Linked DNA regions of Mus musculus: region 2 is linked to region 1. A link is a loop called in an ENCODE intact Hi-C map of the cell type or tissue named here. Cell type or tissue: heart. All regions are shown on one strand. Links, peaks and the distances in the headings refer to the core of each region. The heading gives the core; the rest is flanking DNA. Region 1 holds the start of Gm23595 (a small nucleolar RNA gene). Region 2 overlaps Mapkapk3 (mitogen-activated protein kinase-activated protein kinase 3).

The links. Peaks named below come from ENCODE experiments on the same cell type or tissue, not always from the same donor. Only the 100,000 strongest peaks of a DNase experiment are listed, where the experiment ranks them.
Region 2: it touches region 1 in a loop (4-fold over the local background); 4 of 42 quality-filtered maps call a loop at or near these places.

What each region holds. Positions count from the first base shown.
Region 1 is chr9:107,155,642-107,172,201 of GRCm38, forward strand. It overlaps Dock3 (dedicator of cyto-kinesis 3), which reads right to left. Exons shown (of 53, transcript NM_153413.2): 3 at 3,774-3,814. It overlaps Gm23595 (a small nucleolar RNA gene), which reads left to right and starts at 9,336; the gene lies at 9,336-9,465. In heart, for the core only: a CTCF peak has its summit at 9,368 (motif pointing right); no DNase peak of the experiment used is centred there; H3K27me3 peaks cover 310 bases.
Region 2 is chr9:107,269,738-107,286,297 of GRCm38, forward strand. All of the region lies in intron 2 of Mapkapk3 (mitogen-activated protein kinase-activated protein kinase 3), which reads right to left. Among named protein-coding and RNA genes, the nearest start is that of Mapkapk3, 12 kb to the right of the region's middle. In heart, for the core only: CTCF peaks have their summits at 7,484 (motif pointing left), 8,546 and 13,085 (motif pointing right); DNase peaks (open chromatin) are centred at 9,044 and 10,194; H3K4me3 peaks cover 1,007 bases; H3K27ac peaks cover 1,356 bases; H3K27me3 peaks cover 531 bases.

The DNA.
Region 1 (16,560 bases), core at 5,131-13,130:
TTGCGAAAACCTAAGATAAAATATTAATTAATAACTGATCTATTACACCTTTCTTGATTCTACTAGTAGTATTTTTATATCAAAATGAAGAAAGTAATCATTGAATTAAATGTTTTGTGATTAAAGTTTCAAACTAATGCACAATGTTATGGTTTCAATATCTTTTTGAAGAAGTAGTGAAGGAGGTGGCCATCTGCCAAGATGGCCAAGTGGGACCCCAGACAACTATAGCTACAGGTTATCTAACAGAAACAAAATAATTGTGAGTTCACCCAGTCAAATCACAGTATTATGACAGGTTATTCATTTAATATCCATGATATTCTGAAGTACTTTATTATCTGTTGCTGATGCTTGCATCTGTGGTTCCTGATTTCTTTCCTAGGGTTTCTATCTCCAGAGTTGTCTCCCTTTGGGTTTTCTTTATTGTTTCTACTTCCATTTTTAGATCCTGGATGATTTTGTTTAATTCCATCACCTGGTTGATTGTGTTTTCCTGTAATTCTTTAAGGAATTTTTGTGCTTCCTCTTTAAGGACTTCTACCTGTTTAGCAGTGTTCTCCTGTATTTCTTTGAGTTATTAATGTCCTTCTTAAAATCCTCTACCAGCATCATAAGATATGATTTTAAATCCAAATCTTGCTTTTCGGGTGTGTTGGGGTATCCAGGACTTGCTGTGGTGGGAGTACTGGGTTCTGATGATGCCGAGTGGTCTTGGTTTGTTAGTAAGATTCTTAGGTTTGCCTTTCACCATCTGGTAATCTCTGGTGTTAGATGTTCTAGCTGTCTGTGGCTGGAGCTTGTTCCTCCTGTGATTCTGTTAGCTTCTGTCAGCACTCCTGGGAGTCCAACTCTCTCCTGAGTCCCATTGGTCAGAGCACTCTCTGCAGGCAAGTCTCCTCTTGCAGGGAAGGTACATAGAGGTCTGGGTCTCAGCTCTGCCCCCTGGCTGAGGATGAAGGCCTGAAGGGACCCTGTCCAAGAAGCTCTGTTGCTTCTGCGGCCCACACACTCCTGTGCGGACTGGTCTCTGAGAGATCCAGTATACAAGATGGCGCTCTGAATTCCAGGGTCAGAGCCCTCTCTGGAGGCCAGACTCTCCTCAGTGATCCTAAGATCCTGGGTGTGCTAGGGCGCCTGCAGCATGGAGAGTCCTCTGGGGACCGTGATACGGTCCACAGAGTTGGTGCCCAAGGTGGCCTGGGGCTGGCACCCACTCGAATGAACCCCAGCTGCTGCTCAGGCAGGTTTCTTGTGTCCCTGTTCCTGCTGGCACAGGCCCCTCCCGGTTGTTTTGGAACAGATGTTGCATTCCACTCACCAGTTATCCTAAGATCCTAGGTGTGCTAGGGCGCCTGCTGCATGAAGAGTCCTCTGGGGACTGTGGGACCTTCCACCGAGTTCATGCCCAAGGTGGCCCGGGGCTGGCGCCAACCGGTGTACTTTATTATCAATCAACAAATAATCAAAATGATTACATTTAGGGCTAGGAGAAAGTACAGTAGGAATATTGTGCTTGCCTTGCAAATACAAGGACATGTTTGATAATTAAAACACACATAAAAACATTAGGGTACAGTGGCACACTTGTACTCTCAGAGCTGAAGAGGCTGAGCCAAGTAAATTCCTGGGGTTCTCTTGCCAGCCAGTTCACCTATGTGGAGAATTCCAGGCCAGTGAGAGACAGTGTCTCAAAAGAATGAATGAATGAATGAATGAATAAATAAATAAATAAATAAATAAATAAATAAATAAATAAAATAAAATAAAACAAAACAAAACAAACAAAATAAAGGGTGGACAGTAGCTAAGAAACAAACCCAAGGTTGGTGATCCTCTGGATTCTATACAAATGCACACAGTTGGGGAAAGTGTACTTAACATTTTAAAGGTATTATTCAGCTGCAAAGTAATCACTAAGTACTAGTACTGGAAGCCAGGAAAAGGGGTTTCAAAGTTCACAAATAATAAGCACAAATAAAAACATGTAATATCACATATTATTGCTTTCCACTGATATTTAAGATTCACATTTATCCAATTTCTAACTTTGGCACAATTTAATCAAAATTCTCAAAATAAATGTAGAAACTATTCTCATATAAGCATTCTTGAGAGAAAAGTAAAACCTGTAGTATTGCAAGTTTAGAAATACACAGAGAGTCGGGCAGTGGTGGCGCATGCCTTTTATCCCAGCACTTGGGAGGCAGAGGCAGGTGGATTTCTGAGTTTGAGGCCAGCCTGGTCTACAGAGTGAGTTCCAGGACAGCCAGGGCTACACAGAGAAACCCTGTCTGGAAAAACAAAAAAAGAAGAGGAGGAGGAAGAAGAAGAGGAGGAGGAAGAGGAGGAGGAAGAGGAGGAGGAAGAGGGGGAGGAGGAACAGGAGGAAGAACAGGAGGAGAAAGAAAGGAAGAGAGAGAGAGAGAGAGAGAGAGAGAGAGAATGAATTACCTTTGAGAGGTAGTTCTCTATTACAGACATTGCTAATATCTTGTATCCCTTTTCAACCTTTCAACATGGCAGAGGGCTAGACACATGGGGGTGGTGGTGATAAAATTTCTAGTGGATAGAGGCCATATGTGATACTAAACATTGTATCACACACATAGTTTCTCATATCCAATGCACAGCCCAAAATGTTATGCCAACAATGAAAAGGCCTAGCAGTGCTGAATTAAAATTTGAAGGTACTGTTTTGTTTACTACCTTAAAAAGTAGTAAAAATGAATGATTCCACTGGTAAACTAATGCCTAAAACTTTATTAAGTTTTTAATGAAATAATTATATAATGCTTATATTTTTCAATATAAGAAAAAGAATAATACTTTTAATATTAGGCTACCAAAAGATAAGAAATATGAACAATATGAATTATGAAGGAGTAAGTAGGGATGGGGTATAGCTCAGGGGTATCATACTTGTCCAGCATGTACAATACCCTGCCATTTAAGTCCCCAACACCAGAAAATAAAACTAAGCTAAAAGAATGTTATAAAATGGGTTAGTAAAGGGACTGGAGAGATGGCTCAGCAGTTAAGAGCACTGACTGCTCTTTCAGAGGTCCTGAATTCAATTCCCAGCAACTACATGGTGGCTCACAACCATCTATAATGAGATCTGATGCCCTTTTCAGGTGTGTCTGAAGACAGCTATTATGCACTCATACACATAAAATAAAATAAATAAATAAATAAATAAATAAATAAATAATTCTTTTAAAAATGGTTTAGTAAAAATGATTCTAGTTATAATTGCTAATAGAAATATATAACATTTTATAAGTTATTATTATAATGGACTCAAAACATAAAATCCAGTATATAATATCAATATTCTATGCAGTCTTATTTAAGTTCACATCTTAACAAAATTATTAATTATCAATAAAGAAATGCCTAGTTGAGCATTATTTTTCCCACTTTGCATCTTAGCAATAAATTCATCTAACTAGACATGTGGTTCCACAACACTAAAACTATAAATAAGTCATTTTAGTTTTTGTCAAGTCTTGAAGAAAATTACTTAAAGGTATACATAGGCTTCTTCAAGACAAGCATACAGCTAAAATCACATTAGCATTTTCTGTGGCCTCTGAAAAATCATTTTTAATATTGCCTGAGCATTATAAGACTTAAACAAGTCTGCCATAAATGTGACTGTAGCTACTATAAAGGATTAAAGATAAACTGGAAACAGCTGCTACTGACTGTTAATAACACATGATACAAATCTTATCCATTAAGGAACACAATGATGAAGTTTCCATTACCTTTACATTAGGCTTCTTTGTTGAAACTCCTCTGTACCAACCTAAAAAATGATATTAAAATAACATTATGGTCATTCTGTAAGAGACATAACTGTAATTTTTAAAAGCAGGAGATTGTGAAATTTTCCATAATATATTTTGGCTTCATTAGGATCCATAACTTTGCTAACAGCTTACTCCTAAAGAAGAGGTTTTTTTATTTTTATTCATTTTTTTATATGGTAGATAGGAAATATAGCCAAGACTGTTTCCTGACTCACTCTCCAATGCAGCATACTATACTATTTCCTTGTTCGTTTGTTGTTATTGTTTCCGTTTAGTTGCTAACATTCGTATCCCTACTATTAAAGAGCATTCATATACAGCAATAATAATAAAAGTTTCAATTACACAGAGAAGTATAATTTTCAGGCAAGGGAAATCTTATTGGCAACCTTTTCAATTCTAATCTATTGCTTTCTGAGTTTTGCAGTAGTTTGAGAGGAAACAGCATGTAAGAGTATAAACCAAGAAAAGCACTTACAAAAAGGAAAATAAAAATGGAGAGTGTACGTAACAGCTAATTTTAACTAAGAACTTTTGTTACTAATGTTACATATTGGGATTTAGGGAATTTTCCACATTCTAATCTTCAAATCTCATAACAATGCTATGAAAGGAGGAAAAAAATCTAATTTTCTCACATGAAAACAACACACTACAAAAGAATAGAAAATCTGCTTCTTTTAGTAACAGCAGCGATGACAATAAATTACAATAACTAATTTCACAAACTGAGTCTCAATTTCTTCATTCATCTTTTTTTTTCTTTTCTTTTGGTTTTTCGAGACAGGGTTTCTCTGTGTAGCCCTGGCTGTCCTGGAACTCACTCTGTAGACCAGGCTGGCCTCGAACTCAGAAATCTGCCTGCCTCTGCCTCCCAAGTGCTGGGATTAAAGGCGTGTGACACCACGCCCAACCATTCATCATTTTTAAATGATACCCTTACTATATTTACCATGAATATATTAAGAGACAACACATAGCAGAATGAGGGTCTCTAAAACCCTTGAGAAAGAAAGAATGAATGAATGAAGCCATGAAAATGCATCAAAGCTACAGTATTCTAAGCTGTTGGGTATTGGGGAAAAAACAGGCAACCAGTCTATAGAACAAAAGATGGCATCCATAAACATACACACACACACTTCAACTGACCCTTGACAAAGTAACAGTGGCAACACAATAGGAAAAAGATGTTTTCAGCAAATGGTGTTAGAACAACTTGCAAATATATATATATATATATATATATATATATATATATATATATATATATGAATGAATGAATGAGAGACAGAGACAAGACAGAGTCCAGCCCCCAAATGGGGCAGAGACACACAGCCTCCCACTCTCCACCAGAGGCTACACTAACAGCCACCATAAGTCAGGTAGGCAGCCCAATCATAGACACTTTCTCAATGCCCCCCCACTCTAACCCAACCCAACCCTCTTCTTGTCACTGTGTCCCAAGCCCCAACTCAGGCAGAGACCCCAAAACCTTGGACCTGCAATCTGTCCTGCTTGCAAAATGTGCTGTGGCAATGATGACAGGGCACATCTTCTCTTTCCACCTTTTAGCTAATTTGGCTAAGGATCTGACAATCTTACTGAACTCTTTTGTTTCATTGATTCTTCATATTATTGTTGTACTATGCATGTATGTGTTTCTATTTTATTGATTTTAGCCCTGAGTCTGATTATTTCTTGCCATCTATTCTTTGGGGTGTGACTCCTTCTTTTTGTCCTAGAGCTTTTGAGTGTGCTGTTAAGTTACTAGCATGAGATCCCTCCAACTTTTTATATAGACACCTATTGCTATGAACTTTCCTCTTAGATGAGTTTTCATTGTGTCCCATAAGTTTGGGAATAGTGTATATTAATTTTCATTCAACTCTAGAAAGTAATTTCTCTCTTAAATTCTGTCCTGACACATTTGTCATTCAGTAATGAGTTGTTCAGTTTCCATGTGTAACCTTTCTGTGTGACTGCTGCTGCTGATATCCAGCTTTAGCTCATGGTGGTCAGATAGGATATGGGGTATTATTTCAATTTTCTTAGTTTTTTTAAATTAATTTTTAAAAGCTTTATTATTATATCTAAGTACCCTGCAGCTGTCTTCAGACACACTAGAAGAGGGTGCCAGATCTCACTACAGGTGGTTGTGAGCCACTATGTGGTTGGTTGCTGGGATTTGAACTCAGGACCTTCAGAAGAGCAGTCAGTGCTCTTAACCGCTGAGCCATCTCTCTAGCCCTTCAATTTTCTTTATCTATTGAGACTTGCTGGTGATCAAGTATGTGGTCAATTTTGGAGAAAGTTCCATGAGCTGCTGAAAAGAAGGCATATTCTTGTGTGTTTGGGTGAAATTTTCCATAAATATCTGTTAGGTTCATTTGGTTTATAAACATCAGTTAGTGCCAGCATTTCTCTAAGTTTTGTCTAAATAGCATGTCTCTATGGTAAGAATGGGGTTTTGAAGTCACCCACTGAAGTAGAAACTTAAGGGTTCTTTGGTTGTGTTGGATGATGTTTTGCTGGGCAAAGACGTGAAGGAGTTTTGTCCTGAAGTAGACACAGGTGAAAGGACGTTATGCTAAAGCAAGAACGTTAAAGTACACATGATGAAGGATTCTTGTCTACTGACACACACGTATTAGTCTGCCTTACATTGCATAGTTGAGCTCCATAGAAAGAAACAACACCAAAAAACTTCTGGTGGTATGCTACAGTTTCTTGTCGCTTCTGTGGACTGGGGCTGACTGGCAGAGTGATGTCAGCTAAGCCTGATGCACATGCTGAGGCAAGACACATGGAGGACGCGTGATATTTGGAAGGTATAATTAGGACTTGAGGAAATGACAGAGGCTGAGCTTGGCTTGCTTATAGAGCTAGCTGTGCTATGCTTGTTGGTCTCAAGTCTTCACTGATCTTCACTTAGTTGAGAGAAGCACAGCTGAGAACTTCTCCTGGCGTTCCTGTTGGCCCTGGTCCCTCCTGCTGACTCGTGCTGAGGCTGAGCCTGGGTGTCTCTCACTGCTAGGTAGCTAGCTGCTAGCACTGCTGCTGATTGTGTTTGTTAAACCAACTCTACCTAAATGGACTGCTAGTGTATCCATGAGGTGTTTGTGAGTGGATCAAGCTGCCACTGCTAACCTGTGAACTGAACTGCTGATTTCCAGACAACACAGATAGGAATTGCTCCAAAGAACCTTTCTAAACTGGTTCACTCCCCCACCATCACCACCCATCCTTTTTTTCCCACTACCTCTGGTGGGTGGTGGGCTACAAGAGAAGTTAAAGCATTAAAGAACCATTATTAAAAGAAGCCTTTGAAAAAATTAAAGTTACAACCTACTATCACTGTGTGGGGGTCAATATGTGATTTAACTGTGTAGTGTTTTGTTTCTTTTATAAACATGGGTGCCCTTGTGTTTGGTGCATAGATGTTAAGAACTGCAATGTGAAAAAAAAAAAAAAAGAACTGCAATGTCCTTTTGGTAGGTTTTTTTTCCTTTAATGAGTCTCTATCTCTTTTGAGTAGTTTTGATCTGAAGTCTATTTTGTCAGATATTAAAATGGCTACACCAGCTAGCTCCTTGGGTCTATTTGCTTGGAATATCTTTATCCATCCTATTACCCTGAGGTGCTATCTATATTTATTAAGGTATGTTTCTTGGATATAGAAGAAGGATAGTTCCTAGGTTTTGAATCCATTCTATTAGTCTGTGTCTTTTTACTGGGGAATTGAGGCCACTAATGTTCAGAATTATCATGATCAGTGTTTGTTGATTACTGGTTTTGTTGTTGTTGTTGTTGTTGTTGTTGTTGTTGTTGTGATGGTGGTGGTGTAGGTTTTTATCCCCTCCTTTTAGAAAAACTATATACAAGTCATAACTTTACTTCTCTTTCCCCATATTGAGTCACTAAATGTTCTTTTATCTTTTTCATAATTCCTTATTCTTCTTGATGAAAATTCAGACTGGGTTTTATTCTTTTCTAGCTGAGACCAGTAGCTAAAGAGTGGCTAAACTGCATTAGGCATGAAAATATATAGTAGCTGAAAAACCTGAATGAATCTGCAAGATATGAGATAATAAAATCCGTAAGACAAGTCTGTCGGTCAGTCTAAACTAATATATGTATAATGTCTTTACACTGTCTCTCATACACAGTGACTAAAAAAAAAATGGAAGAAGAGGCAGTTGACAGGAATAGGAAACACTAAGATTCTATGTTTGCCTTTTACTGCTATAAATTTCTCCAGGAAAGACTAGGCTTGTGAAATAGGTTAAGTCAGAATTGCTTAATATAAATAGTGTAATTTCTAAGAGACCAAAAACACACACTTTCAAAGATCTATATAAAGTCCCTTTTTGGAAAAGTTAAGACATAAAATAAAAAAATGGGTTCAAATCTATACATGAATTAGCAGCTATACTTCTATCCTCACCAACAAGATGTTGATAAATACACTGTCAAAGAGGTTTATCCTTACAACAAAATGACAATCACTAGACCTGAAAACAGGGGGTGACTATGAAGAGCTTCCATTTACTTCCATGGAAAGCAAATGACTCTCCCAAGATTAAACAGGAAAGATTCCTTCCCTATAAAACGTGTCCACAATTATTGATTAAAGCCTACACTATTCATGAGTGACTTTAACCATGACCCCTTATTTGTGCGTATGGTCTGTGTGTGCACATATGCCATGCATGTGCACGTGGACACTGGATGTCTTCCTCAAACACTCTCCATTTTATTTTTTGAGACAGGGTCTCTCACTGAACCTAGGGCTCATCAACTCATCTAAAGAGGCTGGTCAGTGAGCTACATTGTTCTACCTGTCTCTGCCTCACCAATGATAGGATTAGAGGCATGTAATCCTGACCTCAAGTTTGTATGTATAGGGGCTGGAGATCCCAACGCAGGTCTTTGTGCTTGTACGGCAAGTGCTTTATTGACTAAGCCACCTGCAGTCCCATAGACCCCTTGTCACCACTGAAATCTCTCACAATTCTAATGTTTCAACTAAATTTTACTTGTAACTAATCTTCACACAAAATACTATCTAAAGCTACCCATCTGTTGTTGTCTTTTTGATCAAGACTTAAAAAGAAACTCAGCCAAAACCAAGATACAAAAAGTAAATTAGGAGATAGGAGAGACTAAAATAAACTGAAATGTCTCTTTTGTTTGGTATCCCAAGCTCAGACTAGGCTAAAAGGAAAAAGAAATGTTCTTAATCTACACTGTTTATTATTGAGGGGTGAATTTTTCCTGAAAAGGCAAAGTGAGTGTCCTCTTAACCAGGTTTACAAAAATGTCTTACAATTACAACTCCTTCACTGACACAAGAAATACATAAAACATTTTATGCTGAAAAGACCCTAGCAAAGAGCTACACAAAGTAAATTTAAAGGGGGGGGGATCGAGTGAAGAACTCTTGGAGGGGGGACCAGGAAAGGAGGCAACATTTGGAATGTAAATAAATAAAACAATTAAAAAAAAATCCATTCAGCTGCCTCTAGAAGCTTGCAGCTGTGGCTGCTGTGTTCCGTGTGAGTCAGTAGGTGGCAGAGAGGAGAGAGGTTACTCTAAGCTCAGTGTTCTGACCTAGGAACATCTGAATGATTAGTAGCCTCACACTCTCTGAAAAAAGCAAGCCTAAGATAATCACCAGTCCAACGGGGACTCAGACAGGGAGCTAGCCTGAGGCAATCACCAATCCCACACTGCCCAAGCCCTGGAAGACTCCTAGGACCAAGAGCAAGCCTGAGACTAAAAGAACCCCCTCCTGGGACTGAGGGTCCAGGGCAGGAGTGAGCCTGAGACAGATGACTCTCCCATGGAACCACTTGAGCAGACCAGGTGAAGAGCAAGCCCAAGATGACCACCAGACAAGTGCTATTGGACTTGAACAGGGAGCTGGCCTGAGACAACCGGCAGTCCTGGGGGAGCAAACCATGCCTGAGATGACCCCTGCCCAGCATCATAATGCATGAGTGGGGCATAGCACTCCTGAGATAACCCCAGACACTCAGAGACCCCAGAAACCTCTTAAAGGAGCAATTAAGTGGTGGAGAATGGAAGAGAAACTGAAACAGAAGGATGTAAGCACAGTAAAGAAAGGCAGAACTAGAGACTAAGAGTAATGAGGAACAGCCTAAGAAGAGTAGCCAGTGATGCCACCTGGGATCATGGTGAGGTTTTGGCCTGTGCTGCCCCAGTTAGGGGTGGGCTTGTTGCTATTTAAGGGCTATATAGAACTGGCCCACCCCTCAGCTGGGCATCATGGGAGAGCTGGCCCTGGAGGCATGAGAGCTGACTCTACCCCTAGCCAACTGTAGTACTCCACAGAGCGGTAGTTGATTGGAAGCCTAGCCAGGCCCTCAAAGACATGAGCACGGGGGACCCGGCCCTCCCACTCATTCACTGTGTGGTGGCATAGACAAGAGATATCCTTCTCCTTCCTCCACCCTCAACACCTGAGGCAAGCAGGAGGCCTGGCCCTGAAGTTGTGAGAGCAGGAGATCTGTCTCTGCCACTCACCAGCTGTAGCACTCAGGATGGTGGGCCCTGCACACCTCGCCTGGGTTGACAGCAGAGCTGACCCTGGTGGCATGGGGGGTGGGGAGAGCTTTGCCTCAAGGGCTTGAGTGTGGGAGAACTGTCCTACCTATCAGCCATGGGTTAAAGAGGGAGAGATGATACACACACACACACACACACACACACACACACACACACACACACCCCTTGCCACCTTCGGCAAACAGGAATGCTGATTCCCTTGATCATTAGAGTGGGAAAGATGGTCCTGCACCTCACCTGCTGCAGCAGTCAGGAGAGCAGGCTTGCCGGGGCAGTACAGTAGAGGTGGACGTAGGGGTAGAGGTTGCAGGAGAGCCAGCTGGGTGGTATGAAAAAAGGAGAGACACATTCCTCCTCTCCCTCACCCCTCACCACCTATAGCAGTCAGGAGAGCTGGCCCTGGGGTCATGAGAGTGGAAGAACTGGTCACGTCCCTCAACAATGGCAACACTAGGGAGAACAGGCCCTGCACCTCACCTGGGCAACAGAGTAGAGCTGGCCCTGGTAGCAGGGACTGTGATGAGCCATCCCCAAGGGCATGAGAGAGGGAGAGACTACAGGCTAACTAGTTCAGAAACCTCTCAGATCCAGGGTTTTGAATTGACCAACCCCAACATCTGCCCCATCTATGAACTGCTAGTGTATATGAAGAGGTCAGTCCTACAAATCTAAAGCTACAGGATCTCCCAAGACACAGGGCAACAATGGATAAACAAGAGGAGTCCCACTGAGGTTCCATTATCAATAGAGTAGCAGAAGCCAGAGGCATTCCTTATGCCAGACCACCAATTCATTGCAACGAACATTTGCAAGCAAAGAAGTGTAGACAAAAGGTAACACTATATGACACACTATGACACACTACAGCTTCCAAACCAAGTTTTGTTTGTTCGTTTTCTCTGCTAAACAGGAGGTTACAAGAGTGAAAGGCAGGTATGAGGAGAGGTAGAGATGAGTGGGTTTGGGGTGCATGATGTGAAATTCACAAAGAACCAATAAAAAGTTTTAAAGGAAGAAGGAAGAGGAGGAGGAGACAACGGTGGTGGCAGCAGCTGCAACCAAAGTAGCCACTGCTGCCACCACCTACAGGATGGTTCAGTGGGTAGAAATGCTTGTCTGCAAGCATAGAAATCTGATTTTGAACATTATACAAAAGTGGATGGAGAAAACTGACTTCACAAAGTTGTCCTCTAACCTCTCTAAACATGCTGTGGCACATGTTCCCATAAACAAATACTGCACATATGTATGAGGGCACACACACAGACATACAATAATAAATAATTTAAATGTCATATATAATCAAATGTAATTAAAAATTAAGGTATGACATCAAACTCAATTTCTCACCTATAAATAGTAGTGTCTCTTTTATACCAGAGTTTTTAAAATTTAAGAGTGTAAGGTTGCTTTTATTGTACTATGACAGAATACCTGACAAAGAAATTTAAGGGAAGATTTATTTTAACTCATGATTTGAAGAGAAAGTCTGCTGTAGCAGGCACAGAGCATCTGGTCACACACTACCTCTAAAGCAAGGCGAAAACAAAGAGGCATGCAGCACTCAGCTAGCTGCCTCCTCTTTCCCTTTTTATTCCCAAACCCCAGCCTGTGAAAGGTGCCTTGGTGAATTTCCCTCCTCAGCTAAATTCATCTCTATAACATGTCTTCAAAGCCATGCCTAGAGATCTCCTAAGTGGTAAGATTAACCACCACAATGTTATTTGCAGCACATTCTGCTTAAGCAGTTGGTTTCACAAAGAAAAAGGAAAATATTAGGGGAGCTGTTTTAAATAAAAATAACCATGTTAATCTCTTACCCAGCCTATTCTGTAGAGTGAGATCCAGGACAGCCAAGGTTTACACAGAAAAACCCTGTCTTGAAAAATTAAAAACAAGCTGGGCATGGTGGCGCACGCCTTTGATCCCAGCACTCGGGAGGCAGAGGCAGGCGGATTTCTGAGTTCGAGTCCAGCCTGGTCTACAAAGTGAGTTCCAGAACAGCCAGGGCTACACAGAGAAACCTTGTCTCGAAAAACCAAAAGAAAAAATAAACAAATAAAATAACCATGTTAAGCTTAAGAGAAAGGAACAAGCCACAGGTTTTAGAAGACCTGGACTGACTTTCAAAGATAATAACCATAAAAATATTATAAATTGTATAAATGTCATCAATGTACAAAAAGAGAAAAAACTGAGAACAATAACCAAGTGCTAGAGAAGATGGAAGCACAATGGTTTGCAACTGTGACAAATACCATTAATAACTGCTCAATGCTTAGTTAATTAGGTGAGAGTAGGTGAGGTTGTGAGATTTACATCTATCCTCACAACTGCGCATGACATCTTCAGTAGTCACACCAAACACGTCATATAAATTAAATCACTTCAAATCAACTTGAAAAATAAATAGGGTTGACTTTTTTCAATTTAATTCTGTTATATTAAACAAGCAAATAAATAAGACAAATACAAGTAACAAAAATGTATTAAAATGTTCTTATTTTTTAAGATTTATTTATTATGTATACAGTGTTCTGCTTGCATGTATGTCTGCAGACCAGAAGAGGGTATCAGATTACATTATAGACAGTTATGAGCCATCATGTGGGTGTTAAGAATTGAACTCAGGACCTCTGGAAGAGCAGCCAGTTCTCTTAACCTCTGAACCATCTCTCTGGCCCTAAAAATAAGTCCTTAATCTTGGTGTAAATATGAAATTAATTTATGTGAAAGGCATAACATGTAAACACATGCATGAAAAGTGGTAATGACTTAGCCTTGTTCCACATTCTGCGCTGGAAGTTTTACCACCTATAATTTCAACACTGATGAACAGTGCTTTGGCAAATATACATTTTTGTGGAGATTGTAAGATGACCTTGCTAGGCACCCAATGCAAGTGAAGCCATACTGTCCCATAGAGGCAAAAAGTACCTCTACAAAAGCTGCTGGCTGAGAAGCTGCAGAACAATGTGAGCAGTGTTAACTCAAAGAATGGAGCCTCTATAAAGACCAGGCCATGTGACAGTCAACAGTTAGCAGCCAAAACAGGTGCAAACCAAGGGAGTAAGGTCAAAGGTACTAACAGGAGCTCAAGGTAGTACCCTCCCTCTTTGACAAGACACTCCAAGCTTGTATCTCAAACATATATTTTCACTGACAAAAGTAAAACAATCCAACCCAAACTTACTGGTCCTTAACCTAATATCCGAGTAGAGAGAGATCAAAGACTAGCAAAAGATACATCAAAAAAAAAAGTACAATCTCTTCTCTATCCCATAATTTAAAATAATCTTAATTAAATTTTTTGAAAAAAAAATCATTCAGTCTGTTAAGACGGTTTAGCAGGTAAAAATATTTGTTGCACAAGCCTGGTGACCGTAGTTTAATCCTCAGCACCATGTAAAGCTGGAAAGAAGAAACCAATTCCACAGCAGTGATTCCTGACCTCCATACAGGCACATGGCACACATGCCTGAACACACGAGTAATAATAAAAAGAATTATAACTGTTTCCTTGTAAAGGACAGACTAGAATGAGTGCACATTCTAAAAACCATGTAAGAAACCAACAGTGAATTTGAAAGCCAAAAACAACCTACAACCTTTTTAAAAATATTTTCTTACTTGGTATATCAATAAAAATATGCATAGCCTTCAAATTCTTGGTGTCTTTTTCAATTATATAACTAATAACAGACAAGAAAGAGTCAATCAATCATAAATCTAAGAAACTTTTAGCAGAATTCAACCCCCAAAAGTATTCAAAAGGCTGATTTTCAAAATTATCTTTCCATTATTTTCACTGAAAAGCTTAAAAAGAATAAGCTTATATATTTATGCACACAGTTTAATGCTATTTTAAATCTTCATTTATGATCTATAATTATAAAGTTGATAAATAGCAATAACTAAATATGCATTCATCTGGGAATTTTTTCCATATGAGTCATTATTGTTTTGAAATTAGTTATTTTAGAGAACCCTAAACAAATTTGAATAATGCTACCATAGAATGGTCATTCCTAAACTGCTCTATAATCAGCCTCATGCACATGCCCAGAATCAGTATAAGTATCTATTTTAATTATCTTACAGAAAGAAAATTTGAGAATTAGTAAAGTTATGCCCATTGCCCTTATTCATCCATTGCGAAGATATATTCAGAACTTGTTTTCACAAGACCCACTTCATTATCATCTCCATGCAGTCAAGGGCATATCCAATATAAATACAAGACAAAACAACAGTGACTAATTAAGACTTCTGAACACAAAGCATACCTATCAGGACCATTCATCAAGTCTCATGACATGAGAAATCACCATTTTGAAACTCTAATACATTTTCTTTCAAATATATATACAAGACAACAAGACAAATCAAATCCTTCCTCTGCCCCACAGCAGCTATCTTCAAGCTTCAAGAAACACAAGCCTACATAAAACTTCAAACTGAAGCTTCTTTTTATGATAAGCCATGTCCTATTACTAACTTAAATTCACATGAGTGAGTGAAATTTCCTTTTGACCAGTGAACCATGGTTTCAAACTACCTCTATTTATAAACTTAAAACTGACAGATATACTTAATTAAAGTAACATATCCAGGAAAAGAACAAGTTCCAATCAACCAAACAGACTTTATACATGGATCTCGAGATCTAAGATCTCTTAAAGTCTTATTTTGTCTCCATACTCAATTTTGCTGATGGTCACACTGAGGCAAACATAAAAACTAGTAGCAATGAGTAACTACAGTAAGATCATCTCAGGTTTGGCATTTGAACTGGCCATCTTGCTATAAAACCAGATTTTATAACATGACAACCAAGGACAGACAAAGAAAGTCAAAGAAGTTGCAGAGTTGCTATGGGACTGCACATATTTCATTCAGTCTAGTCTCCCCTGTAATACACAGACTTCCACAGCCACCTTGAACTGTTAAATCTAAGGGTGGTAGGGTAGACATTACCTACAAATCCATAGGATTAAGTCTAGCTCAACAAGATCCTGAGATCAGTCTGTCTGCCTCTATCCTACAATTCCGAATCATTCAGTATTCCCTGAGCAACCTACACACTTTTGTTACATGCGTGACACCTTAGTAGATGGCAATTTTACCTCGTTTTGTTAAGATTTTGAAAACTAAGGATCAGAAAGTTATGAACTTCACACAGGATGGTATGAAACAGTCACATTTGCTTTTATATTTTTATAGAATGGCATAATAAAATAGATGTGAAGAGATTGGTATTTAAAACTATCAGTGGCCTTTACAAAATTAGGCATTCAATGAATTTCAAACAGTTTAATACGAAGGGCAGACAGAAGAATCCTCATCCTTAAGCTGCTACAAATCACTTCATATTTTCTTATATTTTAATTTTCTGAACTAGAACACATATGCAGTAATGCTTCTAGTATTGTGTAGAATATATAGAGAAATATGAAAACTATGATTAAATTTAATTGCTTTTACACGTTAAACTTAATTTGCTAGAACAGATTTTTTTCAAAGACATAAGTTTAAATGTTTAGAGATATATTATACAAATGTACTTGAAATACTTTCACTTCAAATTCCATGATTTCTGAACATGAAATAATTTCCTATATTAATAAAACCAAAGTTTTAGAGCTATAAGTACCTTTTCTTTTTATTGAAAAGCTATAAACTTTATCCATATGCCACCAGTAAGTAGCAGGGAATATTTACCCACCAAGTGCAGTGGAACCTAATGAAAACAGTATCTACCCATTGTTCTCTTGTATCATCTTCTTATAACATTAGTAGTTATAACTGTGGGATGATAAAACCATGCCAGGAAGCTTGGTATTGCAGAGCAGGTTAAGATCCAGAGACTTGATGGGCACACACCTGAGACTTAGGCAACTTCCCACCCCCTGCCAGATTCCTAGTCTGAAACACTGCCACACTCCTTACATAAGGATATGTCACCTGTGGTCATGTAGGCCCGAAACAGAGTTCTCCATGCTAATGAGGTACCTAGAGGACCTGAGAATTTAGTCAACAAGCTTCTCTTCCCAGACATTCTTCCCTGAAAAAAGTATACATCCATTTTACACAATGAACAGACATAAACAATATGGATAAACATGGACTGTCTTTTATATCTACTACCACC
Region 2 (16,560 bases), core at 5,169-13,168, 110 kb after region 1:
GAGGCAGAGGCAGGTGGATTTCTGAGTTCAAGGCCAGCCTGGTCTACAGAGTTAGTTACAGGACAGCCAGGGCTATACAGAGAAACCCTGCCTCAAAAAACCAAAACCAAAAACACCACCACCACCACCACCAACAACAACAAAAAAAACCCCTGCATTTCTGGTGTAATCTGCAAGAACTAAACATAGCGGCAAAACCATCTGACAAACAGGATGGCTAGGTTATCTATTTTCTGTAGCATGTCTTAGGTTATCTGTATATACCTTGACTCTGCTGTTGTAGCCTGACTGGCTGTTGCTAAGGGTGGGTTGCCATAGGATGTTTGCTCAAGTGGATTTTATGGTTTTCTTCCTAGAATTAGAGTTTAGCCCCTTCACACAAAATGGAACTTCTCAAAACACAGAGTTGGTTGAGCTTTCCAGTAAGCCCACAGAGCAGGGTCCGTCTGCTTGATCACCTCTGGTTGCCAGTCCTGGGGCACAGAGCCCCACCCTGTCTCTGATATTACTTGCAAATTAGGTGACTACATCCATGAAAGAAGGAGACTCTCACGATGTGATGCATTATGAGAACAAGATAAGAACAAGAGGCGGGCTCCACAAAGGTCGGGTGTGACATCCTGGCTAAATTTTCTGTACATCCCTTCTCCATTCTCCCTGGCAAACTAGCATCTACTTCCTTTTCCAGGGACCCATGAGAGCTTACTCAAGTCCCCACCACAAGTTGACTTCATTCATGCAGGTGCATGATTCTACATGATTCTTCTTAAAAGGTGTCCCCAAGCCAGGCGGTGGTGGCACACACCTATTGTCCCAGCACTCGGAAGGCAGAGGCAGGCAGATCTCAAGTTCGAGGTCACCCTGGTCTACAGAGTAAGTTCCAGGACAAACAGGGCTACACAGAGAAACTCTGTCTTGGGGAAAAAAAATGGCAGGGGGTGTCCCCAAACATGAGAATGAGCGTAGACCCAGGAACAGAAGCCCTGGTCTCTATCCTTAGTATGTCCTTGTCTCTCTGGGCCTCCGTCTCCACAAATGTAAAACTGTAAGACTGTAAGCCTTAGAAACAAAGAGAGCCTTTGGACAGGGCCTACTTGCAAAGTACCTGTTGTAGCCACTGCCACAGCACCACCCATGGAGGGAAAACCTCGTAGCCACACCCCTGAGAGCCCACTCAGCTCTATTCAGAATGGGCAACAGTGTGCCCAGTCACAGCTGTGGGAGGAACAAAATAATCAGGGAAAGAGCTTATGACAAACCAATAGGCCAGAACCTTGCTTCACATCAGTCCTATATCTCCTGGGGTCCCCAGGGGTCCATCACAGCTGGAGGGTCAGGCATGACACACCTGGGCAGCTCCACCACTGCAGCTGATACCCAACAGATGCAAACAGCTACACATAGAAGGCCCTCCGTGCACATGCATGCATGTACTACCTGGCTTCCTTCTGAGGAATGGGGGCTCCTGGCAGCCGTTGAAGTCTGGACCCCACTGAAGCCCAGCAAAGCACTGAGTTTGACACTTCTCTGGCCTACACCTTAGAGACAATGGTTTCCACCTTGCTTTCTCCCCTCATCCACCTTTGCCAAATTCTCTCCCCTGCTCTCAGAACTGGCAGCCAGATGGCCAGACCCTAGCAAGCCAGGGACTTACTGGTGCCCTTCTGGCATCCCCAGGTGGAACTAGGCCTCAGAAAAGCTAGCTCCACCCCCTCACAGCACCTCAGAATTCTGCCCTCTCCCACCCAAATAAAGCCTAAGTCAGGGTGGATTGGTTCTTCAGTTCCAAGGCTAAGAACACAACAGCAGCATCTGTTTGTTTGCAAAACAATTTGCAATTTAGAAAGCACTCTGCCGTCCTTTATCTCATGGGAATGCTTGGTGCCACCCTGTGAGGCAATCGGGGTGGGAACCATTAGCCTCCATCTGCAGATTAAGGAAAGGGAGGCTCAGGAAGATGAAGTCACTGCCCTGGGGCCTCCAGTCTCACTGTGGAGGCTGCAAGAGGAGAACTGAGTTTTGAGAGCGCATCAAAGGGGAGGTGAGAGGGAGGGGCGACCACAAGTTGGAAAGCCAAAGCTTGCACAAGACTCAGGAGACTAAAAACTAAGTAAATGTGTGAATAGGTGTACAAGCACATGGAGATAAATACACATGTGTAGAAATGTGTGCGCATACATGCCAAAGTGCACGTGTGGAGGTATACGCAAGGTGAACAGAAAGTACAGGATTCGTGGGAGTTGCACTTTTGGGAATTCGTGCATCTCCAGTCTCTACTTTGTTGACGTAAAACTCTCAGAGCGAGATTCACCCATCAGCCCACTACTCCTTCCAATCAATTTCTCCAAAGTGACTAGCAGAGAATTGGCCACAAGGAGGTTTTCACAAAAGAATGATGGTCTTGCCGCCACAACTCAACCTATGACAGCCTTGCCCAAGACAGACAGAGCCTAGAAACTTCCATTGAGATGTCTTTTCCCACTGAGGTCCTATCTCCATTGCAGGACAACTGTTACCCTTCCATTACCCATGGCCTGGAAATGTGTTCTGTCTTCCCAGGGTTATCACCGCACAAAGCTGAGATGTCAGCAACAAAAAACACAGCCTTGGAAACCAGTCCTAAATGTTCTTTCCCAGTCTCCTGTAGCCCAAGAAGGGCCTCTTATCTGCAGGCACACACCCACCCTCACATCCTGTAACCCTGGATTCAACTTACTCTGGATCTGGACTTCTCTCAGATCAAAGTGAGCACACTGTCTCCATCTCTCTCACACAGAGAAGGCATCCTGACTATCTGTCTGGACAGGCCGTTTCCTTGGACACCCCTGCTAACAAATCCACAACCTCCCCATGCCCCAGCCAGTTCCCCTGTCACGCAGGCACGGCAGCTCTCTGGCTCAGGGTGGAACACCTGCTTGTTCCAGGGGAAGTGGGCTGACTTTTAATCTTTCCCATCATCAGGACAGGAACAGTCAAGAAGATGAAGCTCTAGGTGTCTTGCTAACACACAACTCCACAGGCACAAGCCCGGAGTCTCTTTTTTCCAGTTACCCACGAAGCACTCCAAACCCCATTATCTCCAAATACCTTGCCCACTGACCACAAGATTTCAGCATCCTGAAAGAAGCCAAGGGGAGGAAAGATAAAATAAAACAAACAAACAAAAGCCCTCTAATTGTCTATAAAATGAAATTACAAAATTACCAGAAACCCATTTAAGTTTGTAAGTATAAACAAAGACAGATTTTAATTCTGAGCTTCCTGGAAGTTTTGGCAAAGAAACAAACCAGGTACACACGCCTGTTTTTTACAAGAGACCAAACTCCAAAAGGGAATTGGTATTAACCCTCCCATGAAAGTCAAGTCAAACATTATAGCAAGACCGTCCACAGTAATTTTGAAAAAGATATAGAAAGGTACAAATGGACATATTTAATATGGATTCTCCTATAAAGACGATGTAGCTCATTGTACCTGCCTGGCACACAAGCTAACCAGACCCTTTATGTCCTTGGATTCCAGCTCTTTTCTATGCAGGAGGACAGACAGGAGTGCCAAGGACTGGATACTCCCTCCAACACCTCCTCGCCCACAGGAGAGAGCTCATCCTGCCTCAGGCCAGGGCAGACAGGAAGCGGAAACACTTCTCACCGCAGAGGAGACACGTGCATGCCCAGGGTCAAGCACCGGTGCAAAAGGACTGAACAACGTTATAGGAAAATAAAGCTTTTGACTCATACCGTTTTCCCTGTAGGGAGCCATATTCTCACAGAGGAGGCTACGGATAAACAAAAACCTCAAAATTAGACAGGGGGCCATGGGAGCGGGCAGAAGGGACAGGAGAGGTTTCTGAGGGTAATACATGTGAACACACGTGACATGGACGCCGAAAGGGGGCTCCTGGGGATGGAGGAGGAAGAGGAGAATGTAGGAAAGGAGGGACAAGGAGAAGCAACAAAGACAAAGCACGTTTGAAAATGCCATAATGAGGGGCTGGAGGGATGGCTCAGCGGTTAAGAACACTGACTGCTCTTCCAAAGGTCCTGAGTTCAAATCCCAGCAACCACATGGTGGCTCACAACCATCTTGTAACAAGATCTGACACCCTCTTTTGGAGGGTCTGAAGACAGCTACAGTGTACTTACATATAATAAATAAATAAACCTTAAAAAAAAGAAAAGAAAATGCTGTGATGAAATCTAATTCTGTGTGTGTGACCTTAACAAGCCCTGCCACACTTTCTCCTTGACAAGTTTCCAACTCAGCCTTCTCCCAGGTCCCTTCTGGCTCCCAATTCTACAGGGATTGGAGACTGTGACCCCCATGGGAACTACTTCATTGTCTTTATAAAAAGACACCACTGGAATACTAGAATTCATTTTTTCAGCCCTTTTTGCTTGTTTTATAAGATGAAGCCCAGGCTGGCTTCAAACTCAGGATTTTCCTTCTTCATCCTCCCAAGTGCTGACACCACAGGTATATGCCACCACACTTGATTCCAACCTATTTATGAGGACCCCCCCACCCCACCCCACCCCCGTGCCTGGCATTCTGGAAGGCTATTAACAGCCCTGCCCTTGCCCTTCACCTGCCAGTGTTCCCTGCTGGCTGTTTTTGCCTGATGAGAGCATGAGCCACAGTCTCAGTCTCAAATCTGGGTGCAAGCATCATGCAGGATGTCAGTTTCAGGGCACAGAGACAAGAGTCTCTTCCTTTTAAATATTCTTAAACAGTTGTTTAGTTTTATCTTCTGTGCACGTGTATGCTGGTGGGATCGTGTGTGCCGTAGTAGGGATGTGGGAGAGGTCAGGGGACACCTTGCTGAAGTCGAGTCTCTCCTTCTATCAAGTGGGTACTGGGGATCAAATGAAGACCAGCAGGCTTGGTGGCAAGCATTTTGTCTGCTGAGCCATCTCACTGGCTTGACAAGAGTTTCTTTAAGCATGGACCTAATGAAACCAAAGTCGTCACACCTCTCCTGTTCCCCCACACACACAGGCACTCCCTGAGGAGGCCGTATCCTCAAGAGTACCCATGCTATTTAAAGAGCTGGTAATGATGTCAAATCTAACTTCTTAGCCACAGTTTCAAATTAGAGCCTCGGACATGTGCCATTACTCTCTCGCACTCATTTTCCCAGCTTTTGTAGCTCATTAAGAGAGCTAATGGAACCAATTTTGCAGCTATGGATTAGTTGGCCTCGCTCCAGATCAGGCCGTGCTTCATTAAGTTCTGACCACATCTTGTCCTCTGTCACACCCTGGTCATTTACCTTCCCCTCCTCAGATGCAAAGTTCCAGGGAGGTCAGCTCAGATGATACCAGTGACCTCCAAATGTCCAGGCCCAAGATGGATGTCTAGCGAAGGACAGTTTGGGGTCAGTGTGAGCACCCCCCTTTCAAAGTAACTGTTCTTTCCTGGTGCACAGCCCATACTTGTGCTGATACATCTCGCACTTTGTGCACCGTATCTGGAGAAGATGTCTCTCTGTGAGGTTAAGTGACTTTCCCAAAGTCACACAGCCAGATGATGAATCAACCCTTGAACCCAGAGCTGTTGGATTCTAAGTACATACACGCATACATACAAACATACATACATACATACATACATACATACATACATACATACATAGAAAGAGAGAGAGAGGGAGAACCCAGAGCTGTTGGATTCTAAGTACATACATACATACATACATACATACATAGAGAGAGAGAGAGAGACCTTCTTCCTATAGCTGTGAAGGTGAGTGGGTAATCTTCCTACAACATCAATGAGGGAAAGATAAACTGGGGGAGGAGGCCTAGCCAGCCCTTCCTAGACCTAGGCTCCATACTTCTGAGTCCAGACCAGGCTAAGTAGATGTGTCAACTGTGGCAGGTGTTTGCAGATCCCATGCCCTGTCCTAGGTACGTTATACCCTTTAGCTCTTGCCCTTTGACAGCTGTACCGTTACCCATAATGCTCAGCTGAGGAGACTGTGGCTCAGCAGTTTTGTAGCTTCCCGAGGTCATGTGATTTGTAAAAGTCCATCTCCAAGTCTGAGAAGTCCCTGGGATCCAGATTCGGCTCTTTTCCTACCAAGGCCTGTCCATTCCCAGATGCCACAAACATTCCCTGGCCCTACCTTGGTATCAGTCCAAAACCTTGGCAGGGAATGCTGTCACAGACACTCTGTCCTCAAGGGTTGGGGGGGGAGTGAGTCTATTCATGAGTCACCGCAGCATTTGATGAGGGGATTCGCTCAGTTCCGTCTCTTCTACCTTCTTTCAGGAGCCAGAGCAGGCAAGGTGGGGAAGACTCCCCACTGCAAGGGAGCCCAGGAGCACAGAGGGCTCCCTGTGACAGCTCCCCTTCTAGATCAAGGCCAGGATTCCTGGCAGGTTGGGATCTCTCTGACCACGACTCATCAGAGTTCTGGGAAGAAAGGAGCAGCTACAGCGCCAAACCCCAACCTCCCCAAGATGCGAAGCTGATGGCAGAGCCAAGGCGCTTTTGGATGTCAGCAAGTCTCAGAACAGATTCCTCCAATGTATTACATTTTGATGGTCTCAGTTTGTCTCCTTTTTTGCCAGCTCCAGACAATCGAGAAATAAAGACAAAAGGGCCAAATCTGGTGGGCCTGGGGAAAGGGAAGAAACGTTGCCAGGAAAAGAGAACAGAACTGGTCTCGTAGGCAAGAGAGGGCACATGAGTGCTAGTTGGGGTGAACCGGGGTTCCAGTGCCTCAGGTCATGCGGGGGAAGAGCAGCTGTGGCTACAGAGGTTCAGGAGGGACCTACCTGAACACTGAAGGCTAGTTCATCTCCCTACACACCACTGGCAGGCCATCCTATAGCTCTGAAAAGTGCAGACAACAACAGTACTCTTTCTCCAGGAGGTCTCAAGGAAGGACTGAGAGCACACAGAGTTCACGTGAGCACACACTGAATGCACTGGGGGCCTACTGTTCCAGGGGTGGAAATGGCTTTCCAAGTTTGCTTGACAGGTCCTGGCTTCCTCTAGGCCTTGCCCTGAGATAAACTCACACCCTCCTCCCTGTTTCCCGGAACTTAAAAAAAGCTAGGTGCACCCCGGGAGCAATCCAACAGGTCAGAAAATGGTCTCAGATCCTCATAGGGACAAGGGAGACTGGGAGTCCTACAAGCGCACACACAGAGGGCTGCCTAATGTCTACCTCTATGTTCACAGAGGAAAATCTCTCTCTCTCTCCTCTCTCTCTCTCTCTCTCTGCTCTTCCAGAGGCAGGGGGTCTGATTCCCAGTAAGATAATGCTCTCTTCTGGGCTTAGTGGCCACCAGGCACTCAAGTCATGCATAGACATACATGCAGATAAATACACATATACATAACACTAATACACATAAAACTACACTAGAAATAAAAATAAGGGCTGGAGAGATGGTTCAGCAGTTAAGAGCACCAACTGCTCTTTCAGAGGTTCTGAGTTCAATTCCCAGCAACCACATAGCGGCTCACAATTATCTGTAATGGGGATCTGATGCCCTCTTCTGGTGTGTCTGAAGACAGCTTCAGTGTACTCATATAAATAAAAATAAATAAATCTTAAAAAAAAAACTTAAATACTAATCAGCAGGAAGAAACTTCACAGGGTCCCACCCTGACCCTTAGACAGAGAATACACACAACTTACATCTGCTCCAATGCAAAGTGGTCAGCCCTGAATCCATGTGTGTGTGATTTAAACTATACAAAACAACAACAACAACAAAACCTACGTACTTTGTCAGACACTACCCCAGCACTATTTATTCTACAACAGAGTAAAAAAAGAGAACGTTTTCATCCTATGAACAGAGACTTTAGAAAATACAGCGTTTTGTTTTGATCTCAGAAATAATGTCCCTCTTTTGGTGGTCTGCCTTCACAAACAGATCCTTGCCTGGACATAAATATGTGCCTCAATTGGTCAGTTGTGTTGTAGTGTAGTGACGTCCACATAGCTGGCATAGGGCTCAAGGGGACAGTGGCTACCCCATCTAAGCATGGGTGACCTGGACAAGCAAGGCCACGCAACGAGGACACATGCTGACTCAGCGTCTAGTCAGCCGCAGAGAAAAGGGAGCCAGTACTTCTGTAACTCCCAGACGAAGGACCGACAGCCTCTCTTATTCTGGATGTCACAGAAATGATGGAAGTATAAGAAGTGGGGCTGGGGAGGCTGGAGACACAGCTCAGGGGTTTCAAGCACTGGCTGCTTTTCCAGAGGACCTGGGTGCAATTCCCAAAACCCATATCAGGCATCTCACAACTGTTGGTAACTCCACTCCCAGGGCTTCTGAGGGCACCAGGCATGCATGGGATACACAGACACACAAGCAGACAAAACATCCGTGTGCATAAATAAAACAAATAATTTTTAAAAAAGAAGTGGTGGCAGGGAAGATGGCCTAGAGCCCATGACAGGCACTGCAAGTGACCTTCTGACCCCATCCTCCAGCCCTGCAGTTTCTGAAGTCTGTAAGCGCTCAGCTCAGCATCTTTCCCTCTTCCCTTAGCTCCATCCACGTCCCTACAGCTCCCCATACAGGTTTGCAGAGGGTAGGCAGCCATCTCTGCGTTCAGATCCCTCCAGAAGCACTAGTGACTTGTCCAGGCTGCCAGCGTCCTGCACACCATGACCCCCTCCCCAACTCCCAGGCCCTCTCTAGTCCTGTGTCTGTCCATCCAGAGTATGCCCAAGTCCCCAATACCTACCCAGCTTCTAGAAGAAATGTCCTGTCTCCAACAGCCATGCCATGGAGTCATGGCCATGAGCAGGAGAAGGGGAGAGACCTCGTCCTCTTGGGAACCAGGATGGTGACCTGGCACTGCCCAGGGTCACCCTTGTGAAGGGAATGGGCTACAGTGAATCATTTCTGCTCTCTTGAGCCTTCTGGGGATGTTCCCTGGCACTGGATCAGCCTGACTCAAAGATTTGACTGAGCCCTGGGAGAGAATGTAGAGGAGTCTCCAAACCTGAGTCATAACCCCAGAGCTTCCTGTCCCTAGCTGACTACAGACCCTGCTGATAGCATCACCAGCTGACGTTTCCCTGGCAACAGCATTCACTGAGTGGCTAGGGGACAAGCTCCCTGGAGCATCCTCTAGCCAGACTCTATCGTGCAGCTCAACTGCTTGCAAGGGCAACCCCAACAGAGAGTAGGACTCCCTCATGCCCACTTCCCTGGCACTGCTCATGATCCCAGCCCACCCTAAGTGTCCCAATCTGAAGGAAGACCTTTTGCCAAGCAAAGCACCCAGCCCCTCGTTTTACAGATGGGCTGACTGTGGCACACAGGGAAGGGTGGCAGAGGGCCAGAAATTGGCCACCTGCCAAGCCTGGGCTCCAGCCCAGCTTTGGACACAACTCTGCTCTGTGAACGTGGGTGAGTTACTCTGCCTTTCTGAACCTCTGTGACTGCAGCCATGACAGGGGAGTGGTAACCATTCTCAGATGACTCTGCTGACTGTGTTTAAGCAGCAAGTGGCGCTCTCATCCAGCTACTGGTTAACTGCCTACCGAGACCAAGGACACACATCTTGAGAAGAAGGCTGTTCATGGTGGGGAAACCTGTAGAACAAGTTCTCGGTCCTCAGTAGAAGTTGAACCCCTTGGGAATGGAGCAGTGGGTGTAGCTGATCAGGCCCCGGCCACTCAGAGTCTGGAAATAGCCTCTGAGATTACTGGAGTAATTAAATACAGTCTAAAAAGTCTTGGGGATCATGCCAGATAGTGTAGGGGCATCTCACATTCTGCCCCACCCTACAGAAACAGAATCGGATTGCACCGCATACCCTTAGTCCACCCCATCTCTCCTAGGCTCCTCTGCTAACTTTGAGGCTCTGGTAGGACCTCAGTCCTTTCCTTCCCTGACTTTGGCCAGGTAACCTTAGGAGTCATAATGTGCCCAACCACACTGTTGTCCAAACCACCATCTCCGACCATTGGGCCATAAAGAGGTCCAATAAGGAGAGACTGCAGCTAAAGTCGGCTTCCCACTCTCCACAGGGACGCCTCAAGTTACAGCCCAAGTGCGCCTGACTCCAGCTGTTCTGCCAGCACCTGGTCAGAGCTGACAGCAGGAGGGGACATTGGGAGTGAGGTGGGTACAGCCAGATGCTCTTTGCCCTTGCCCCACCCCCACCCTCCCCTGAGAATGGGGGAGCTGTAAGCTGACTAAAATGAAGCTTGCCCTGCCCTCAGCCTGTGGGCTGCAGCAGAGGGAGCCCGTCCCAGCTCCAGCTCCAGCCCCAGCCGGAAACGCTTGAAACAAGCAGGGGCAAGGCCTTAGAGTGGAAGGATGAACCACAGCAGGAGGAATGGGTGGGGAAAGGGGGAAGGGGAGGGACAGAGGCAAAGAAACTGCATCTGCAGAGAAGCGGCGAGGACAAAGGCCTGGTCTACAGACAGCGCAAGGTTAACCCCAACCCTGTACTGAAAGCAAAAGCAATCCTCTCAGCACTTCTGTCTGTCCTGCGCTGGCTGGAAAGGCTGTCAGGGTGTCCTGGTTCCCAGCACGGGTGCGCTGTACTCCTGCTCAAGGAAAAGCCTGAGGTTCCCACCCTGCAGGGTTTCTATCACCGTTGAAACCCAGCAATCTAATCTACTTAGTTCCAAAAGAGCAAGAGGGTGGGGAGGAGCTAGGCAACCCCAGCTTCCTGCAACCCATTCTCTCCACCCCAGGAGGGCTGGTTCCTCCAGAGGTAGAAGGAACTCGGTAGAGTCCTTCTATGGGCCAATAATGCACCACCAAAAAGTTGTACGAGAGCCCCGCCCTCTGAGAGTACGTTCTAGCCTTCGCTGTCTCCTTACAAATGCAAAGATGGATACAACCACAGAATCCTGCTCACTGACATACACACAAACCCAGGTCCGACCACAGAGATAACTGCTACCATCCTTACCTCTTGCGCAATGGCCGGCACACTCCAACATCGGCTGACAGCCTCAAGGTTGAGGGCACAGGAGGGTGAAGAACCACAGGGCCAACCGGGGGTTTTCCAGTTTCCGTGATAATGCAAAGAGGAAAAACTACTGCCCCAAATTCAAAGCTAAAGAGACACCTGTTGTCATGGAGACCAGACCCTGACCCAGACATCTCTTCTGCACTCCCATCAATGATGAGTTACCCTCCTCCCCCCACCCCCAACACCCTTCAGTCCCTCCACTGTTTCCCAAGCCTGTGACATTGGCCCCACTGAAACCAGCCACATCCTGCCAGGATCTGATCTGTAGTGAGGAAGCGGTACCCCACAGCAAGTGCTAAGGATCTAAACCAGACATATCGTCACACACGCCAGACCATTCTCTGTCACTGTACTTTCTTCTCAGACCAGAGGTCTGGATTAAAGAGGACAACACCTTCCAGAAAGCCCCCACCCACTCCCCCTCCCCCCTTTGTCTTAGTAAGGGTTTCCATTGCTGTGGAAGAGACACCATGACCAAGACAACTCTTATAAAGGACAACATTTAATTGGGGCTGGCTTATAGGTTCAGAGGTTCAGTCCATTACCATCATGGCAGGAAGCATGGCAGTGTCCAGGTAGGCATGGCACTGGAGAAACTGTGAGTTCTACCTCTTGTTCTGAAGGCAAATAGAAGACTGGCTTCCAGGCCGCTAGGAGAAGGGTCTCAAAGCTCACCCCCACAGTGACACACTTCCTTCAACAAGGCCACACCTACTCCAACAAGGCTACATACCCTAACAGTGCCACTCCCTGGGCCATGCATATTGAAACCTCCCCACCTCTGTCCCCCAGTGCAGACAGTTCTTGCCCACTCAACAGCCAGACTTTGTGTCTTTGGTACCCTGGGCTCAGTTGCATGAGGCCTGAGACAAGCTATACACAGCCCAAGGAGCCCCACTGGGTCGTAACCTCTGTGTACTGACCTCATCCAATGACATCTGAGAATTCACAGGGCTAAACAGGGCCCTGCAAAGATTCCCAGAAAAATTATAGAGGGCAAAGTGAGCATCCTTCTAGAGTCAGGTCTCAGAGACTTTCCCTTTCTTCAAGGACTTACACAATGTAGGAGTTGTGCCAAGACGGGTATCAAATTTCTTAGGCTTTACCCAAGCCCTGCCATCTACTAGATATGTACTTTAGGCAAGTCTATGGTCTCTCTGAACCTAAATGTCCTCATGCATAAAAGGAAAACGATAGGAACTTATTAAAACAATTCATGCTGTACATTGGAAACAGGGCCTGCCAGACAGACTTTTCGAGAACACTGTCAGCTATTCATGGGCATGTTAGAATCTACAGAACCAGGGACCAGAGAGATGGTCCAGTGGTTAGAGCACTTACTGCTTTTCCAGAGGACTTGAGTTAACTTCTCAGCAAACCCAGCTCACAACTGCCTGTAACTTCAGCCCCAAGGGACTGAGGGGTCTCTCTTCTGGTCTCTGTAGGTATTGGCACTCACATCCAGTTACCCACATACAGATACACATGTATACACATACATGGCTCAGCAGGTAAGCCGCCACTCCAACAATCTGACTTCAATCCTGACTCCACATGGAAGGTGAGAACTGGCTCCTACATATTGACCCCTGACCTCCACATGCAGGCCAGCCATGCACACACCCAAGTGTGTGTGTGTGTGTGTGTGTGTGTGTGTGTGTGTGTGTGTGTGTGTGTGTATGTGTGTGTGTGTGTGCATGCACAAATGAATAAATTTTTTTTGTTTTGTTTTTGGTTTTTTGTTTTTTGTTTTTCCGAGACAGGGTTTCTCTGTATAGCCTTGGCTGTCCTGGAACTCACTTTGTAGACCAGGCTGGCCTTGAACTCAGAAATCTGCTTGCCTCTGCCTCCCAAGTGCTGGGAGTAAAGGCGTGAGCCACCACCGCCCAGAGAATAAATATTTTTTAGAACACTTTTTAATTTACAATACCAAAGAATGCTGGCATTAGCTCCTAGATGACCCAGGGGACTGTGGGCAGATGATTTTGGAAGACCAGCAGAGCAGAGGGGAGCTCAAAGGTATAGTGACAAACCACTTTTCTTTTCTTTTTCTTTTCTTTTTTTTTAAGATTTATTTATTAATTATGTATTAGTACACTGTAGCTGTTTTCAGACACACCAGAAGAGGGCAATAGATCCCATTACGGATGGTTGTGAGCCACCATGTGGTTGTTGGGATTTGAACGCTGGACCTCTGGAAGAGCAGTCAGTGCTCTTAACCACTGAGCCATCTCTCCAGCCGGCAGCCCGCTTTTCAAGCGAGCACAATATAAAGCACAGCCTCTTAAACAGTGGGGTTAGACCCTGTATGGGGTTAGGCCCTGTATGGGGTTAGACCCTGTATGGGGTTAGGCCCTGTATGGGGTGAGTTGCCTAACTGAAAGTGGGAGTTGTCAAAACTTTGGCAATAATGAGGTTTCTAAATATAAAACCACTAAACGTTTCGAAACCATCCACATAACGAATCCAAGGTGCTTGGTGGTGCGGCCTGCGCTGCTCCTGTCCGTTCTGAACACCCTTAGTTCTGAACACACAGCACACACACTCTGCCGTGTGCTCAGAGTTAACACAACTGCATATCATCAATGGCAGTGGCTTTAAAAAACAAACAAACCATGTTTACAAATTTGTCTGCTCTTACAGAAACACGATGGTTTAATTATAGAAAACGAGACCTTTAATATTTCCCTACCTTCATTCCTCAGCATGTATGACACGATTAAATCTTTGGATCACATTGTTAGAATATTTGACTTTTAAAATTGCTCTTTGAGCAGTTGACTTGAGTTATATTTTTCTTTAAAAAAAATCATTAAAATGGATTTTGGCTTGAGATTAGGACAGAATTTCTAACGATTTCTGAAAAGGCCATAGATATACTTCTTCCATTTCTCTTCTCTTCTTTTCTTTTTTTTTAAAGATTTATTTGCCGGGTGTGGTGGCACACACCTTTAATCCCAGCACTTGGGAGGCAGAGACAGGTGGATTTCTGAGTTCAAGGCCAGCCTGCTCTACAAAGTGAGTACCAGGACAGCCAGGGTTATACAGAGAAACCCAGTCTTGAAAAACCAAAAAAAAAAAAAAAAAAACATTTATTTATTTATTATATGTAAGTACACTGTAGCTGTCTTCAGATATTTCAGAAGAGGGCGTCAGATCTCATTACAGATGGTTGTGAGCCACCATGTGGTTCCTGGGATTTGAACTCAGGACCTTTGGAAGAGCAGTCAGTGCTCTTATCTTCTGAGCCATCTTGCCAGCCCTCTCTTTTTTTCTTATGTGTTTTATCTGCATGTATGTATGTGCACCGTGTGTGTGTGTGTGTGTGTGTGTGTGTGTGTGTGTGTGTGTGTGTGTGTGTGTGTACAATGCCCACAGAGCCCAGAGGAAGGCATTGGATACCTTAGAACTGGAGCTATAGACCGTTGTGAACCACCATGTGAGTGCTGGGAACGGAACTCTGACACTTCTGTAAAACCAGTGCTCACAAGTGCTCAGCTCTCTGGCCAGCCCACTCTTCTTTGTTAGAAACAGGATCTCACAGTGCATCCCAGCTGGCCCAGAACTCGCAGAGATCCACGTGCCTCAGCCTCCCAAGAGCTAGGATTAAAGGCATATGCTATAACCCTCAACAGCATTTTGTAACATTTATGCAAAAAAGCATTAACAACTATAAAATCACAATATTGACCAACTCTGGAAAACGCTCTAAGTCCTATGGCATCAAATATGCAGCTAAGTCGGGTGTGGTGGCGCATGTCTTTAATCCCAGCACTTGGGAGGCAGAGGCAGGCTAATTTCTGAGTTCGAGGCCAGCCTGGTCTACAGAGTGAGTTCCAGGACAGCCAGGGCTATACAGAGAAACCCTGTCTCAAAAAACCAAAACAAAATACAAAAAACAAAAAACAAAAAAACAAAAAACAAACAAACAAAAAACAAACAAACAAAAAAACCCAGCCAAAATTCCTTTACATCAAAAAATAAACAGGCACGTTTATTTCATTAATATGAAATCTTGCTTTCATCTTTGATAACTAGTCATAATGTAGCTATGACAAAGAGTTATTTTAAAATAAATGTCTTATAATTTTACTACCAGCAAATGTATGGGCTGTATACTATTTTATATATCTATAGACCCAGAGAAGTGTCAAACTTTCTCCAGCAAAGTGGGAAAAAAATTTTGAGAAGCCCCTGGTATTACAGTCTCAGGACATTCAAGCCCAATCTAAACCTTCTTTTACACTTTGCAGGTCGGAAGCTCTTCTGAAACCTGTTTAGCCAAACCGATGGGCGCTGGCAGTCCAGGAACCTCCACGAAGCTCCTCCAGTATTTTTTTTTCCTAAGTGTTGACAGTCTTTGGTCAGTGAAACCCTTGCCTTTCCAGGGACTCTGCTGTGCAGGGCCACTGGCCCACCCTTGGGTTTCTGACCTGTTGAGGAAGTAACAATGAGCCGGGGCTGATCTGACTGGCATGGAAACGGTAGGTGGGGGGAGGGGTGGCTGCCAAGTGAGAGAAAGCCTGCCCTGCCTGGCAGCCCCACCTAGCCTCAAATCCAGCTCTACAGCACCAGCCCCAACAGGCCATCTCTGCCCATGGTGCTAGAGGGTGTGACCTCTCCCTTCCCCCATCACCCTCCTCCTCCCTCTCCCTCTCCCTCTCCCTCTCCCTCTCCCTCTCCCTCTCCCTCTCTCTCTCTCTCTCTCTCTCTCTCACACACACACACACACACACACACACACACACACACACACACCTCTCAGCCTTTGACTCTCATTCTGGCTTCTCCCTGCCATTCTGAGTGGAGAGAGCCTCTCTGCTCACAGGTGTGGCCCAATGGCAGATAGGTGACAGAAAGGCCTTACAGAAGGACACCTCCTTCCTCTACAGACCTCCCACAGCACCTCTATCTGGGAAGGTGATGACGCTGCTGGATTCCTTTGTGAAGTTCCAGGCCTTTAGGCTGGGAAATAGCCTTCCATGTGGTTAACAGAGACTGGAAAAACTCCTTCCAAAACTCTGAAGGGCTGAGCTTGGTTATGACAGTGGGCACTTAGGAGCCACTGCTGTATGCCAAGCTCTGGACCTAGGAGTTCCAAGGCAGCTTTCATTCAGTAACAGTATAGCTTTAGGGGCCAAGAAGATTCCATTGCTCCAAAAATACTCAAACTTGGGACAGCTTCCTGGAAGAGGTGGCAGTGGAACTGAGCCTCGATAGGTGGGAATGGCACCATTACAGAAGAAAAACGGCCACCTATGGATGCAAAGACCGAAGGACTAAACTGCCCAAGCCTTGTAGGCCACACTCAGAGGCTCAAAGTGTATAGAGTCAAATCTAAGACCCTGGTGAGGTCAAGCAAGCTCTCCTGGTCTGGAGGGTGTTATTTCCAATCTATTAGGGGAAATAGATTCTCTGTGGCATGTGCTTCGGGACAACATTGCTGTGGTCCTACACAGCACACAATCAGAGCAGCCTAGCCTACCTCAGCCATCCGCTCCAACGGAAAGAGAACTGTTAAAGATGAGGCTGCCCAGTCACTCCCTGATCGATCGTGAGATTGCAAGAGGGTGCTCACTGTAGAGACCC